Regions from separate parts of the Mus musculus genome. Here region 1 is linked to region 2. The links are chromatin loops, found by intact Hi-C in ENCODE. Cell type or tissue: gastrocnemius. All regions are shown on one strand. Links, peaks and the distances in the headings refer to the core of each region. The heading gives the core; the rest is flanking DNA.

Evidence for each region. Hi-C counts contacts between places; a loop is a spot of excess contacts. Peaks named below come from ENCODE experiments on the same cell type or tissue, not always from the same donor. Only the 100,000 strongest peaks of a DNase experiment are listed, where the experiment ranks them.
Region 1: it touches region 2 in a loop (2.0-fold over the local background); 3 of 42 quality-filtered maps call a loop at or near these places.

The regions. Positions count from the first base shown.
Region 1 is chr1:64,668,875-64,676,585 of GRCm38, forward strand. No RefSeq gene overlaps it. Among named protein-coding and RNA genes, the nearest start is that of 2810408I11Rik, 18 kb to the right of the region's middle. In gastrocnemius, for the core only: no CTCF peak of the experiment used is centred there; no DNase peak of the experiment used is centred there.
Region 2 is chr1:64,615,984-64,623,694 of GRCm38, forward strand. It overlaps Mettl21a (methyltransferase like 21A), which reads right to left and starts at 1,781. Exons shown (of 3, transcript NM_025964.4): 1 at 290-1,781. The coding sequence starts at 436. In gastrocnemius, for the core only: a CTCF peak has its summit at 1,792 (motif pointing right); DNase peaks (open chromatin) are centred at 1,245, 1,776 and 3,099; H3K4me3 peaks cover 1,728 bases; H3K27ac peaks cover 2,077 bases.

The DNA of each region.
Region 1 (7,711 bases), core at 1,075-6,074, 53 kb after region 2:
GCCTGACGACCTCAGTGTGACTGCCAGAACTAGTGCCGCAGGACAGAATCAACGTCTTCTGACCTTCATGGGCACAGTGTGAAATGTGTGCCCTCACTTACACGCATACTACACATAGACACGATATAATTAATTAAGCTAAATAAGTCCTCAAAGACTTGGAATCCAACTGAGATAACTTCCCATTCTAAAATCCCAAAGTTCCACAGGACTCTTCCCATGAAAGATAATAGTTTTAGATAAAATGCATTAGCATTTTAGAAATATTCAGCCCTCCAAAGGAAATCCTAGGACCAGAATAAAATATAAAACTCGAAACATGAAACATAAAACTCAAAACATGTACAACCTTATATCAAGTAGTCCTGGTTATAAATACTAACTGCTTCCAGCCATGGTTCCTTTGGGAAAGGACATTAGATACATCAACCAGAACCTAGCAAGAGCTTATGCCCTGTGTCCTTTTAAAGACGAGATCTCCTCTGAGAAATTAAAACCCATGTGAAGGTATAAGATTAGAACTTGTGTTCCTCATGTGATGTGAGAACATAATCTTAGAAATGAGTATAAAAATAGGTCCTGAACAAGGGAGATGGTTAATCTTGCCCCTCAACTTGATTTGCACTGAAGAATGACCAGGCTAATAAAGCACTCCTGGGTGTGTATGAGAACATTCCACACAGATCAGCATAGCAACTGGAGGAGAAAGTCCCGCCCTGACTGTCAGCAGCATTATCCTATAGGCTGAGGGCTCACCCAGAGCAAGAGAAGGAAAAAAAATCAACCAACCAATACATAAAAGCTCAGCCCCTTTGAGTGAGCATGCCTACTGTGGCCACTGCCTATGTGCACCAGATGCTATGTCTCCAGCCGCTCCACCTGGGGTCATACCCACAACTCTCCAGGGAGCTTGGAAGCCTCAGCCTCAAACTGGAAGCATCCTCATTGGTCATTCTTGTCCTGAGGCCTCCAGATAGGTGGAGGGAACAGCTTCTGGTTTTTCTGGCTTTCTACCCCGCAGAAAGTCATTTAGACTTCAATCATGTAATCCAATCCAGGAAATCCCCTTTGAAATGACATGTGCATTATGTTGTTTATATTCCTCTAGAGAACTCTGACTGAAAGAAAATTGCTAGATCATGTGACAACCACGAAAGAATTAGGGTAATATTTTGGGAGACATCTTTACCACTCAAGGCATATCTCAAAAACAATGCACCTGTTAAAGACAACAAAACCAAACATCACAGAGAAAATGACCCACTGAAATAGAGTAAAGAAACAGGAGGAATGCACACAAGAATGCTGAGATAACTGGAAATCAATAGTAAAATACAATTAAAAGAGAGCAAAATAAGTGAGCACAAGGAGGAAAGGAAGGAGTGTGCCACCAGGAGAAGAGTGTTTGAAGGTAACAGCGCTCACAGTACTCCAAAGCCTCTGCTCAGAATGGATCATGATTGAAACTACAGAAGGTAGATTTGAGCACGTTTTTATTGGTTATGCTCCAGGGTGAATTACTTGTAAGGATTTTAGAAACTCAATCATGTGAGTCTCACTGAATTTGATTAAAAAAAAAAAAAGCCACTTGACTGGATCTAGAGAGACGAATCAGTGATTAAGAAAGAGCACTGGCTGCACTCCCAAAGAGCCTGGATTTAATTTCCAGCACCCACATGGTGGCTCCCAATCTGTAACTCCAGTTCCAAGGGATCCAATGCTTTTTTCTGGCTCCCAAACTCCCCACCACCACCACCACATGCTACATAGACATACATGCAGGCAAAACACCCATATGCATAAAATAAAATAATTAGGAAGCTACTTAATAGTTTTAATTAGATTGCAAATGTTTAAACTGTTTGCTGTATCTTAAATGAGATGCCCCATACTAAGTCTCAGGCATTTGAAAAGTTGGTCCCCAGTTAGTGGCTGTTTGGGAAGGATTGGGATGTGTGACTTTGTTGGAGGTGTGTCACTTGGGTGGTCTTAAAGCTTGCCATCCCCTGTGCACTCTCTGCTCCCTGTATGGATCCCATTGTGAGCTCTTAGCTGCTGCTCCAATACCATGCTTGCCTGCTGCCATGCTCCTCACACTTATGGTGATAGACTCTAGCCCTCTGGGACAATAAGTCCTAAATAAACCCACCCTTCTTAAATCTCCATGGTTGTGATCTTTTATCACAACAACAGAAAAGCAAAATTCCAGGCCAGTGACAGATTGTGTCTCAGACAACAGGTGAAAGCCACCCAAGGGCCAACATCAGAGGCTGTCCTTTGACCTCCACAAGCAGGTCATGCGCATACACCTGTACACTCCACACTACATGCACACACATAAAAACAAGCTAAAAGTGAAATGCAGTTCAATGGTTGCACAGTATTTCCTCACAGATGTAATATTCATTTAATAATTCTCATTTATGTATATTTGGGTTGTCCCTATATTTTTCATTGCTAATAGCCCTGCAATAAATAACCATGCTCTTTGCCTATGCCCTTAGTTTGTATTTATGACTTTTTAATGAATTATATGCAAGCTAGCTTTTGTCCATATGCATGCAGTTTTTTTTCTTTCTCTAAGTATCAAAGTCATCATATGAACTGTACAAAATCTGGTGTGTCTGTGTGTGTGTACATATATGCACATGCATGACACATATGTATCTGAGTGTTCATGTAAAGAAAAAAGAACAAGCATCAGAGAATTCTACTATCACTTACAGTTGCCTTAAAGGAGCCATGACAACAAAAACAGCAATTGGAAGTTTTTCTGGGTAAAATTTTCACCAAGCATGTTTACTAGTTGGATGCAAAGATGATAGGATGCTGGTTTAGCACACTGGATGGACAGAATATGCCTGTACTCAACCAGTAAGGAAAATCAATGACCACATTCACAGACTTGCTTCCAATTCTAATTCTGGATTTGAGGAAACGTTGTACCTGCATTTGAAAATTGTATTGAACTACTAAAATGTTCAATGAATCAATGAATACATACCTAAGACAGCATCTCCTCCAACATCAGCTCTTTATTCCATTTTAAACTAAGCATCTGTGTGATCAAATAAACTGAACGTACACTTGAGCAGACTTTCCCTCAACACTTAACCCCGAAAAGGCTAAATTACATTGAACCTGCATCCAGGCTAACACTGGCTTCTCATCTGTCTTATGCACATAAAGAAACCACATTGCATGTTTGCTCAGGTTTTGCAAAATCAGGAAAACCACTTTAATGTACTAAAATTTAGAAACAAAGATTGAGATATAAATAGATCAGCAGAGAAAGAGAATTCAAAAGCAGTTAAGTATTCCTTCTGTTAAAGTCGTGCTTTTGTTTCTTATTCTGGTGCAGAAATCTATCTACAAGGACCACTATTCTACTTTGATCTCTGTTGCCGTGACAAACACCATGTCCAAAAGCAATCTAGGAAGGAGAGGGTTTATTTGGATTATACTTCCAGGTTTTAACTCCTCACTGAGGGACAAAAAGGCAGGAACTCAAGCAGGAGCAGAGGAAGGAATCATGAAGAAATGCTGCTTACTGGCTTGCTCACTCTGGATCATTCAAAGCCAGCTTTCTTACACTACCCCGGACCTCCTTAGCAGGAATCACACTATTTACAGTGGGCTGGACCCTCTTATATCAACCCACAGGAAATTCCCCACAGAAAAAGCCATAAGCCAATCTGATGGGGCAGCCCTCAATTGAGACTCCCTTGGATAACTTGGAGCCGTCTCAAGTTGAGGTGCTATCTGTGGTGGGGTGCCACTCACACAGAGTTCTGATTGTGAACGAAGCATTTCAATTCAACGATGCAAAGGACAGCAATGACTTCAGAAAACACAAATGACAATAGCGTATTGTACGAGGGAAGTTCTTTCTAAAGAAACAAAAGTGGTAATCGTGTGGATATCACTGGCGAATGAAACACTGCTCTGGAGGGAAACATTCACATACGGCACCAGGCCGGGCTGGCACCATCTCCAAAGTTTTAATACACTTGTCAAAAGTAAGGCAGTGAGTGTGTGTGTGTGTGTGTGTGTGTGTGTGTCTGTGAAAAACGTAATTTGAGAAAACCAGAAATCCCTGCAACTTAAAACCTAAGTAATTCCCCAAACAATATCAATGGTGAGGAGAAACCACAAGCTGGATCTCACTTTGCACATAGTTTTTCTTGAGCTTTCAGTTTGCCTGTCACCTGAGCTTTCAAAATACTGGCCTAAACAAACCAGTAGAGAATATAAGAAACCACAAAGATGGGTCCTGACCTCATGTCTTCCAGCCTGAGAAAAACCCATGAAAAGTAGGGTTTGCTACAACCAAGAATGCCTGCCATCCAAGACTAGTTCCTTACTGATAGGAGCTTCCCCTGTCTCCTTTGGTTCCCTTTCTGAGCCTAGTAGGATGGAAGTTGTCAGAGGAGCAAGGAGAGAATGTCCGATTCTAGACCTAACAGGCACAGGGTATCTGTGGTGCTTCGTAGTCCCTGGATTTTGCCAGTGTGTGTTCTTGTCCTAGGCAGTCTTTCTGTACTTTTTGAAGCTACAGATACTTCCTGGATAGTAACCTGGGTGGTAAGAGTATGGGGTTGGAAATCTATATAAACCTAGGTACTGAATCCCAGCTCTAAGCTCTGTCCAAGTGGCACTTTATAAAACTTGCAAAGGATGTCTATTGGTTGGTCTTCAAAAGATGACATGCTGATTTAATTTGGTCATTACAGTACTGCTATGTCAAGTCTTTCCCTCTTCTGAGAAATGAACTACATCAAACACATCAGTGCATAGAGCACAACAAAATCTCGAAGGGTGCAGCAAGTGTAGAGCAGCCATTTACCAGCGCTGAGCTGGAAGCCAAACTGCCCAAGTTTACACACACTCACTCTATTCCTGACAGCTGTGGGATCGTGGTTTCCTTATACCTAAATGAGGCTTGTGGGGGCACTGTTTTGTGGAGGAATTATGGGAAGTGAGTGAATTTATATAAAAACAGACTAAGAATTTGAAACACATAATTCTCAGCAAAAATCTTAGCATCCCGATGGCTACAGTGCACGTTAGCCATTTTACCTGTCTCACAAATCTGTTGGGTGTGGCCGGGAAGGCAGGGCTACCTCTATGTAAATGCTGGGGGCTCCACAGCCACAAAAGCATCTCTTGCTGGAGGACCTAATTGAGGACTGCCTGAGAGACCAAGGATTGCTAGTACAAATAATGCCAGCCAATCAGGAACTGCTATTTAGAAGAGGTGCTTTCTGGGACCAATGGGGGCACGGGGGCGGGTATCAAAGGAGTTTGCAGCAGTGAGCTTGCTGGCATTGCTAGGAGTCTGAGTCATTGATTCTGTGCCACCTCATCTCCAACCCCCAAGGGCAGGTAGGGCAGGGCAGCACCCACGGCACAGGCAACAGTAGGGAAGCTTCCAGTCATTAAAAAAAAAAAAATCATAGAAGTTATTGCCATTACTCTTGGGTGCCCATCAGAACTTGATGGTAAGACCCTATTTCTGAAGACACAATACACTTTGGTCACAAGTCGTGGAGAAATCAAGTTGGTACTGGCTAGCTTTCACAGTATTGGAAGATGCTATGTACGCTCCTGGAGTGAAAGTGGTCAACAGTCTACCCTGACTTTGAAGCCTGTGCGCTATAATAAGGATTACAAGGCAAGAATGCCCATGTATGCAACAGTGGCATGAATGTTATGATGATAACCAATGACTTTCTGATTGAATTTCAGGCCCACTCCACAGGAGGATATTCACACCGGATACTGTAAATCTTGCCAAGGATCTCTGGTTGGGGAGCTCACAGGCACAGGGTTGGGGAGTGGAGTGGGGGCGGGCGGTGAACTTACTATTATTGTTTTGCTAAACAGACATACTATCAAACAGACCTCTAAATGCTTATCTTTCCATAGTTTGGCGCTGCAGTGAGATCTCATCAGATGAATTTCTTTGTACAGTGGATGGAGATTAATGAAGAAATTCCAAGTACAGATAAGTGTCTGGAGGTTGCTCAGTCATAAAAGGGATAACTATGTCACCATTACCCACAAGGCTCAGGCACCACAGTGGAAGAGAGGAGAGAAAGATTATAGGAAGAAGAGGTTTGAATGCATCAGAATGAAACAGTATCTTCTGTACACAACAGGACCACTGACGGAGCTCACTAACTTACAGCAACCAGGTTTGCCTGTACAAGATCTCTATCCACATTCTAGCACAGAGCTGGGAGGGGTGCATGAGCCCCTCCCCCCTCCCCCCCCCAATGAGGAGCTACTGACAGCCAATAACTTCTAGGGACAGAGGAGATGGTTTTCTTTAAGGGTGTGGCTCCTGATAGGTGAATCCCACTCCAGGTGGAAGCCTCAGACCCATGAATATATAGGCAGCACAAGCTGGATTTGGACGATGAGAGAGAGAGAGAGAGAGAGAGAGAGAGAGAGAGAGAGAGAGAGAGCGCGAGAGAGCTGGAGGGGATAAGGATGGATCCTGAAGGAGGTGGGTTGGATCCTGGCGATGTTAGGGGAAGGAGTTATAGATGAGTATGATGAAAATATAGCCTTGTATAAAATCCTCAAATAATAAAAATACACTTTAAAACATACTCAGGTACTAAGAGTTAGATAATATTTTAGTAATTATTCTTGCTACAATTATCAGTATTTACTATGCTGGATAGGCACTGGCAATATAGCTCTGTGTCAGAGCATGTGGTTTGCATGCAGTGGTCCTGTTGTGTACAGAAGATACTGTTCCACATCACTATCCCCAAACAGAAAAAAGGGAACCAAAATGTTCCAGACAGTGCTACAGTATATGACAGACTTCTGCATTTCTCATTGATTTAATATTAATACTTAGATGCTACTAAGAGTTGGCTAAAACAGGATTTTCATATGGCTGACAAAAACTTGGACTGAGGCGAATTACAATAGCACAACTAACGAAGATACAACGTTGATTATTAGCCTTTTAAGAAATGTCTTACTTTACAACTTCCCATCCAGTTGAAATACAGAGTATCTGATTTTTCACTGTTTTGTCATCTGAGACAGTTAAAGATATTTTTGTTTCCTACAAGTGTTGGGTCAGTTGCTTGGTATACAGCTAAATTGAATGCTGGTATTTTGGAACAGTATCTGTTGACATGAATATATTTGGCACCACTGGGAATTTAAGATGACAGAGAAGAGGGTGCCATGATTCTTCACTTTCTACATGACACTGTTACTAGGGAAAAGTATTGCTAAAATATTTTATAAATGTTTCCATTTCCATGCTGAACATGTGGGTATGTCAGTGTTTGGTTAGTAACGGCAGAGGTTAAACTACAGGCTTACAGCCATCCTTAATAAGGCACGTAGGGATGAATCAAGACAAGGAACATGAGAATCTGGTAAGATACTCAGCGAGCTGTGTAGTGTCTGATTTTGACATAACTCTGTAGGGCACAAAAATAAAACAAAAAAACGAAAACAAAAAAACTCTTTCTTCACTTCATCCCCAGGGACATATCTGAATATTATACCCAATCTAGAATATAATGATTTACATTTGCAAGCTTATTTTTGCTTTTGCTCAAATATTCTAGTTTAGAAATTTCCCTGCTGGCTCATTTAAACTAAAACTGTAAAAATCTGGAAACTGCTTGATCTGGGAAGAACATCTGTGGCTCTGAGTCCTTCGGGGCAGCAATTT
Region 2 (7,711 bases), core at 931-5,930:
ACTGGGCAGCTAACTAAGTCATTTCACTTCCCTCAGCTTTGCAAAGTGCAATGTATGTAAGGGGGCAAAGGGAATGCCTGGTGGGCAAGGAGATGCAGGGACCATGAAAAACTGTAAATAATGTAATGGGTGTACTACCATGGATGTGCTGAACCACCCAGTGTTTTTGCAGACTTTACATTGGTGGAGACTATATATGAATCATATCTCAATAAAGCCATCAATTTCCTTTTTAGAATACAGTCTTGCAACTGTGGATGTTTTCAAAGGCCCTGCAGTGCTGACTTACCGCATCCCACACCACTGCAGCAACTCCCAGTTGCCTCCAGTCCTGACGGATCTGGATGGTGTGGTTCGCAAAAGAGAAGGTGGCGAGAGGCTTATGGAATTTCTGGAGCCCTATTGCCGCGCTCTCCTCATAGGGTACCAGGGCCATTTCTTCTGTCTATCTCTGCTGAGACCTGTCATGCAAAAAGAATCCTGAGTGTCACCAGAGTCAGAAGTTGAGTGCTGTATCTTACTTAAGTAACTTGGAAAAGCTGTTGACGTTATTACAAGTTCAAACTAAGAAATAGACTGAGGTGCATCCAATTTCTTCAACAGCTTTTCCTCCGAGACTTGAGGGAAGTGAAAATTGGCTCTGAATTGGTGTCAACTAATAACTCTGAGGAGGAAACGCCTAGAAATCTCTAACTACTGTGGCACCCTACAGGCTCCTGTTACTACTTGGGCATTACATAAAGAACGGTACACGAAGTGACAGTGACGGCCCTGGGCACCTGATCTGTCTGGACCCAGCTCCCACATTTTTGTTTGTTTGGTCCGCCAACCTACATCCTCATGTTCAGCTAGGACAAAGGAGCCAAATGCGTACTTCTGCTAAATCCTAAGGGTTCGCCCTGCCTTTTGACCCTAGAAGGCTCCCTACGGCAGAGTGGATGGAGTCACCCTGGGGGCTGGAGCGGACAATACTGGCGGACAACCCGCGGGACAAAAAGCACGTCCCGCACGACACCCGGGGGCCACAGATGCGCTTCCCTCGCGCCCACGAAAGAGTCCCGGGAACCCAGCATGGTGGGAGCAGGGCTCTGCAGAGACTCCTTTCGGACCCTCGGGTGGAGGCTTGGCGCCCACACAGCCCGCTGGCCACCCTGCAGTGCCTCCACGTAGATACTCACGGTTCCGGGAGGGTACCCGAGCCGCGCAAGCGCACAGCCTTGCCCAGTCGCTGTGCGGAGCTCCTCCTTAAAAGGCTGGATTGGCAGAAGGCGGTGGAAGCTGGTTCCGGGAAGAGAGACGCGGGTTTCCGGTCCCCTTCCCCGGTACCGCCGCTTTCCCCTGGCCCGTGCTGTGTAGTTCCTGTGAGGCCCTACGGTTTTGGGGCGCCAGGGAGGGCGAGTGCACAGGGGCGTGGGGTGCCTTGCATGGGAGAAAGGCCGACCTTAAAGTGGACAGTTAGTCGGCGACGTTGGCGCCCAAGGATGCGTAGCGAAGTAGAGAACTAAACGTAGTCACCGCGTTTGGTGGCAGTGAAGTGGGAGAGAACACTACCGAGCATCCCTAACCACGGCGCGGCTGGGGAGTGGGCGTGCGACGCCCAGGCCGGGTTTTGAGCCCGACCACATGCGCTCGGGCGCTCGCGTCGCTCCACGCCGCCACTCTGCTGGCCGAAATGGACGCCTTTCTAAATCCTGGCCGGCAGCCTCGGCTGCAAACTCCATCCCCGGACCTGGCCACCCAAGGGTCTCCGCGTGCCGGACCCTGCCGAGCCGCGACCGCCCTCGCCTCTCCCGGCCGGCAGGGGGCGCGCCTGACCTCCACATTCCAGCACCAGCTGCGGGAGACTGGGGACAAGTGGCCTGCAGTAAACTGGGGACCAGTAAGAGCCCTTTCCTCAAGTTACTGAGTTTCCTGTTTGGGTCTTTTCTTCCTCCGTTTTTTCTCTTAGTAAGTTTTCTCCTTACTTGCTCCATGGCTTTGTGCTATCTCGGCTTCTCAGCTTCCCCTTTTCCTTTTCTTATTAAAGCTCACGTTTTTGCGCTAGAGAGAGCTAATCCGATTTCATCAGTGAATACGCACAAGTGAAAAGACCACACCACGTTGATATGTAGTTACTAGAAGAAGAAATACCTTTCTTCCGTGTGTTTTCTGTTTTATTTCTTTCTTTTGGGGACCTAAACTAGGCACAGGAAAGTGTAGACTTTGGGTCAGAAAAACATTCAAAAATGTAAATGGGTTGACCTCCCCAGATTCCTGGGATCTAGCTAACCATTCTGTCTCCCTATTCTCCATCTTTCCACTGAAAATGTATACACACACAGGGGAGGATTGCATACATATGTATATGACTTTAAAACTTCCCCCAAGCTCTCCAGCACACTGCCAACAAGAGCATTTGCAACATTACATTTACTTACCGTGTTCCTTTTGCCCCTCCTAGCTCCCAGAGTTGTAATTATTGCCGACTTGCTTAGAAAGGGCACACATCCGCTTAGGAAAATCAACATCTATAGCAGTGTAGACATTAAAGAGAGCACAAACAGAAACCACTGGTGAGCCTCTAAATATCTGAGAAGAAAGACTTGTTTAATCCTTGGGGGAGAGAGTAATGAGCATTTGATAGAGTACATATTTAAGTGCTCAGCCTGCTATATGGCTGTCTTTAATATGCCCAGGGATTTTCCTATCCTTAGTTCATACTTGACCATACAAATTGTTCTTACCATCAGAACGTGGGTGAAAGAGCCCCTCGCAGCTGGGTAGTTGCTCCTTTCTCACTATCCCAGGGCTTTGGTTTGGTTTAGTTTAAAACAGGATCTCTCTTCTCTACATAGCCTTGTCTGCCCAGGAACTCACTATATATGTACCAGGTTGGCTTCAAACTCAGATGCACCTGCCCCAGACTGGCAAGTGCTGAGATTACAGGTTGTGTGTCACCATGCCTAGCCAAGGCTTGTGTCTTAACATCCAGGCTCTCTTTAGCACCAGGTCCCCGGTTGGAGCTTCACAACTGAAACAGGAGTGAGAAAGAAACCTTTGTAATCGTGGAGAACAGAGCGTGCTGCAGCATTGCTTAGGTGGTACCACAACGGGGGGTGCTAACAACTTGGGAGACTTCCAATGTGAGTGAGGTAGAGGGGCTGGAGAAATGACTTAGTGGTTGAGAGCGCCTTTTGCTCTTGCAAAGGATGCAGGATCAGAACCCAGCACCCACATGATGGCTTACAAAAATCCAAGACTCCACCTAAGTGCCACGGACCCAGTGTCCTCTTCAGTCCCCTGTATGCACAAAGCACACATACCGTAAACATGTATGTGCCCTCAAAAGATTCATACAAAATTAATGAGGTACATGTTTTAGTGTGACTGTTTGGCAAGGTAGGAATTCTTTTGGAGACCTTCAAGGCTTGTAAGATCTTCCTCGTCCTCTTGACTCCCAGGTGTCATTGTCAGTTAAGAGGACTCGACTCCTTAACCACGTTGTACCTCTAAGAACAGAGAGGACACTTCACTGGCAGCCTCCCTTGGTTTTGGTTGTTCAGTTTTCTTTCAGGCAGGTTCTCGCTCTACCGCTTGGCCTTGTCTTAAACTCATGACAATCCTCCTGCCTCGGCTTGCTGAATGAGATGTTGATGTGTGAGCCAACAACCCTGGCCTTCCTTTCAGTTTTTCTGAGGATATGCAAAAGGGTCTACTTTTTGCATTGTCTGGGGTGATTCGGAAATATATCTAAATATAACGATTGTGCTTTTTCCTTATAGAAAGATGCCCTGGGCTCCTTCCTGTGGTCCTTTCCTGGGATATGACAAAACAGGGAACAAGCTTGGTTCCCTTCAGACATGTAGCCTCCCTGTGCCCCTTCACAGAGTGATGGCTGGCTGCCTTCCTGCATACTCAGGGTAGGCTACATACAAATAGGCCAGAGGTAGTTAGCTGACAGTGAAGGAGTTCAGGGAATGCCACACTGAAGTGCAGAGGCTGGGGATGCTATTTTCTATGGATGTTACTAGGGGCTTTCTCTTGAGTTTGCTTCATCTCTTTGGATAGCTTCCAGAAAAGAAACTGATTGTCATATATGCTCTCTCTTGTGAAGCTCCTCAACTAGAGGAGGCAGAACCATAGGAGGTCATTGTCATGTTCAGATGGTTTCTGTCGCTATGAGCAATTTTCCTTACCCAGGAGCTTTTGGGGCTCACCAAAATATTCTCAGACTTTCCCTCCTTCCTCTCACAGCTTGCTCTCAACACCTTCCTCAAGGAGGCCCATGCTCCTGTTGCTCTCTGTAGTCCAGGATCCTCTCTAAGTTTCCAGATCTCATGAAGGCTTAGGGGTATTCATTTTCCTTTCCTCTGGTTCACCCATGCATAAAATGGAATCGCCTTTCCTTCTGTTACAGTCTACTGTCAGCTTGTTCAAAGACACGATTATTAAATATAGATAGGTGGGAAGTTCCCTCCCTGCTGCAATAAATCTAGCTCTCTTGCTCATTTGCTCCTCGCCCCCGTGTGTGTGGGTGGGGGGAGAGAGGGAGATTGGGGGGGCGGGGTATGTGTATGTACAGCTGCGTGTGTGCCATGGCACCTCAGTGGAAGTCAAAGGAAAACCCTGGGTGCAGCCCTCATTTGGATCAGGATGTCATTGTTGTCCACAGCTGCCCATGCCAGGTCAGCTAGCCTTCAGGCTTTGAGAGGCCTCCTGTCTTCTAGATCACTGTAAGAACACTGAGGTATAAACACATGGCCTTACTAGTCCTGGGGACCATGGGCCCAACTCAGGCCCTCACTTACATAGCAAGTGGCTTACCCACTGACCCATCCCTGCCCCCAGCTCTACCCTGCAACACCTCTTCATCAACAAAACAAGAACTGCCTACTGCCATCACGCAGCACCTTCAAGAAGAATCGCAGAGAAGGACACTTCTTCTGTCCTTCCTGTTTTCTGGAATTTGTCCATGTTTGAGGTCACAGAAGCAGCAGTCACCTTGCTACAACCTGATTCCTTACTCTTCTTCTCACGTCTGACCAAGCTGGAAGTCCAGCCTAAGGCTTTACAGAGAAGGAGTCAGAGTTGCTGTGGGCATTTGCTTTTGCTGCCTGCCTACGGTCTATTTCCTATTTTCCTGGAGCAGGTCTCTCCTACGGATGGTCAAAAGTCCAGCTTCTGGGGTCCAAGTTCTGAATCGGCTCAGCTCATTGCCAGTAAAACAATACTGAGTTGAGAATGCGCAGAATACACTGCACCTAAGGAGCAGCGAGCAGCTTAGCAACACAGACTGCTGCAGACAGCCCTCTGTGCTGCTGACTGGAAGCTGTAGCTTGGTGCACTGTTCAGCATTCCAAGGGAGGTTCCTGCTGCATCTATCACCAGCCTGGGAAAAGCTCCAAGCTCAAAGTATGGTTTCTATTAAATGCACGTCATTTTCACACTGTCATTAAGGTCAGACTATTATAAGTTGGAGACTATTAGTTGTGAGGATTTAGTTCTGCTTTCCATCTATCAAATAAGGATAAAGAGATGACCATTACAAAATGAGGAAGAAACTGAGTTCCTACTTAGAATTCTTCCCCCAGACAGGACACAGCACATAACAATTGCTGTTACTGTTGTATATTTGGGGTGTGCTATCTTAGGATCCAGTTCTAAGGTGGGGCCTGGGCCTGGCCTCTGGGCACATCCTTCCATCTGAAGTCCACATGGACTAGAAGTGAAAATGTGGCTGAGCCAAAGCTTGACCAGAGCCCATTCTGTGGCTTTTCGACATTCTCAGAAAACCAGGCTGTTGGTGAAGGAGAGGACCTTGAATCCAGCCAGTTAGTTATCTGGTCCAAGAGAACTGAGCCAGGGAAAACTGGTTAGAGGACTGAGAATGTTGACGTTCTGTCTACATGATTTACTTACACACACACACACACACACACACACACACACACACACACACACTCACACACATTCATTCACCTATTCATTGGGATCCTGGGTTGTATGTATCTGACGCTCTAGCAACATTAAACAAAAAAGGGCACTTTTTCAGTCCTGACAGAGGGAGAGGCAGCTCCTGTTAGTGACCTCTAACCACCTGGATCCAGCCAACCTAGAATTTTCCACTGTGTGAGCCATTAAATTCTTTAATTAGATTAAGCCCTTTGAGTTGTTTTTGGTGGTGTTCTTTGCAGAAGGAAAACAATCCTAACACACTGAATCTGGCTGATCCCTTGAACAAAGACGATATAAAGTCACACTTGTAGGGGCTGTTGTCAGAGTGCTGTGTGAGCAGAAAAGCAGATGCTTGCAGAAACCCAGAGGCAGAGCTCAGATTCTAGGTATTTCTAGTCCTAAGCCCGTCGTGGATACATGTGGACTCCTGGACCCCATGGGCACCAGGATAATGGGATAAAGTGCCATTTCTTGTGTGTAATGTTACTTGCGTGTCTGATACATACTACTCAATGCTACTCAGGGTCCTAATGAATAGGTTAATGGTGGGTTTTCTTGTTCTGTTTTGTTTTTGTTTTGGGGTTGTTTTTAGTAGACAGAACACAAACATTCTGTCAGTTCCTCATACATGATTTAGTGATGCTAACTGGGCATACATTTGCCAAAACAACCCTGTCCTGAATATGTGTTAGAAAGTTAGAAAATATTTATGGCACAGCAGGCCAGCTGTGGTGGCAAGGCTTTTAATCCCATCACTCAGGAGGCAGAGGCAGGAAGATCTCTGTCTACATAGTGAGTTTCAGGCCAGTCAGATCTTACCTACAGTGAGACTGTCTCAAAAAAAAAAAAAAAAAAAGCAACTTGCGGCATAGAAGCATGGTCTCTGTTCCATCTTTCTGTCCATTGTAGGACAAAATAGCAGACCAGCACAAATGCCCTTGGTCCTGTCCCCTCACCGACCCTCAGGAAGCACACACTCCAGCTTGTTTCCTGTTCCCTTCAGGCTCCCTAGCTTCCTCTCAAGCTTCTCTCCAAGGTGCTCTTTGCCTTTCCAGCCCAGTCAGGGGTGTAAGTGGCTCAGACTTGCCTCAGAGTTCCTGTGGCCTGGTCCCTGACCTGCAGTCCATCCCTCCCTCTCCCTCAGACCTTCCCACAGAACGTAACCGGGTCCTTCTGGCCTCGCAGCTTTCCTGGAACATCTGGAACAGCTGTCTCTAGTCTTGCCTTTTTCTTGCTTCCTCAGTGGGTGCTGCCTCTAGGTTTTCCCTAGGTGGCTGCTGCTCTCAGGAAGCTTGCCCTTCACTTTTTTCTACAACCCTGCAAACCTGGCCACTCTTCTGTGATCCCGAATCCAACTTGTTGGAAGGAACCTCTTAAAACTATCCATGTGCCCTGCAGCAGCCGGTGACGGATGCCGCGGGGAGATCAGGGAATTTGATAGGATAGGGCCTGAACTTGTGCTACTCTCGCAGTCACGAAAGCTCCTTGAGCTGGTCTCGTGTTCTGGAAAGGACGGTTAGTGATGAGGTCCACCTTTCAGTATAAGGAAAGCCCACTGGACAGCACAACATGCATTGATCCTAACCCAGGCCAGAACAAGAACTGGGGAAACACATTTAAACAACTGGCTCTTTTCTACTTATGCAGCCTTTGAACAATCGTGAAGGCAATGAGGAGCCCGAAGGTCTCTTCAAGGGCTTCTCACTGCCTTCACGTTTGTTTTGTTAAACGGAAGGACTTGCTATACCATTCTTTATCTTACACCCGAGGCACTGTC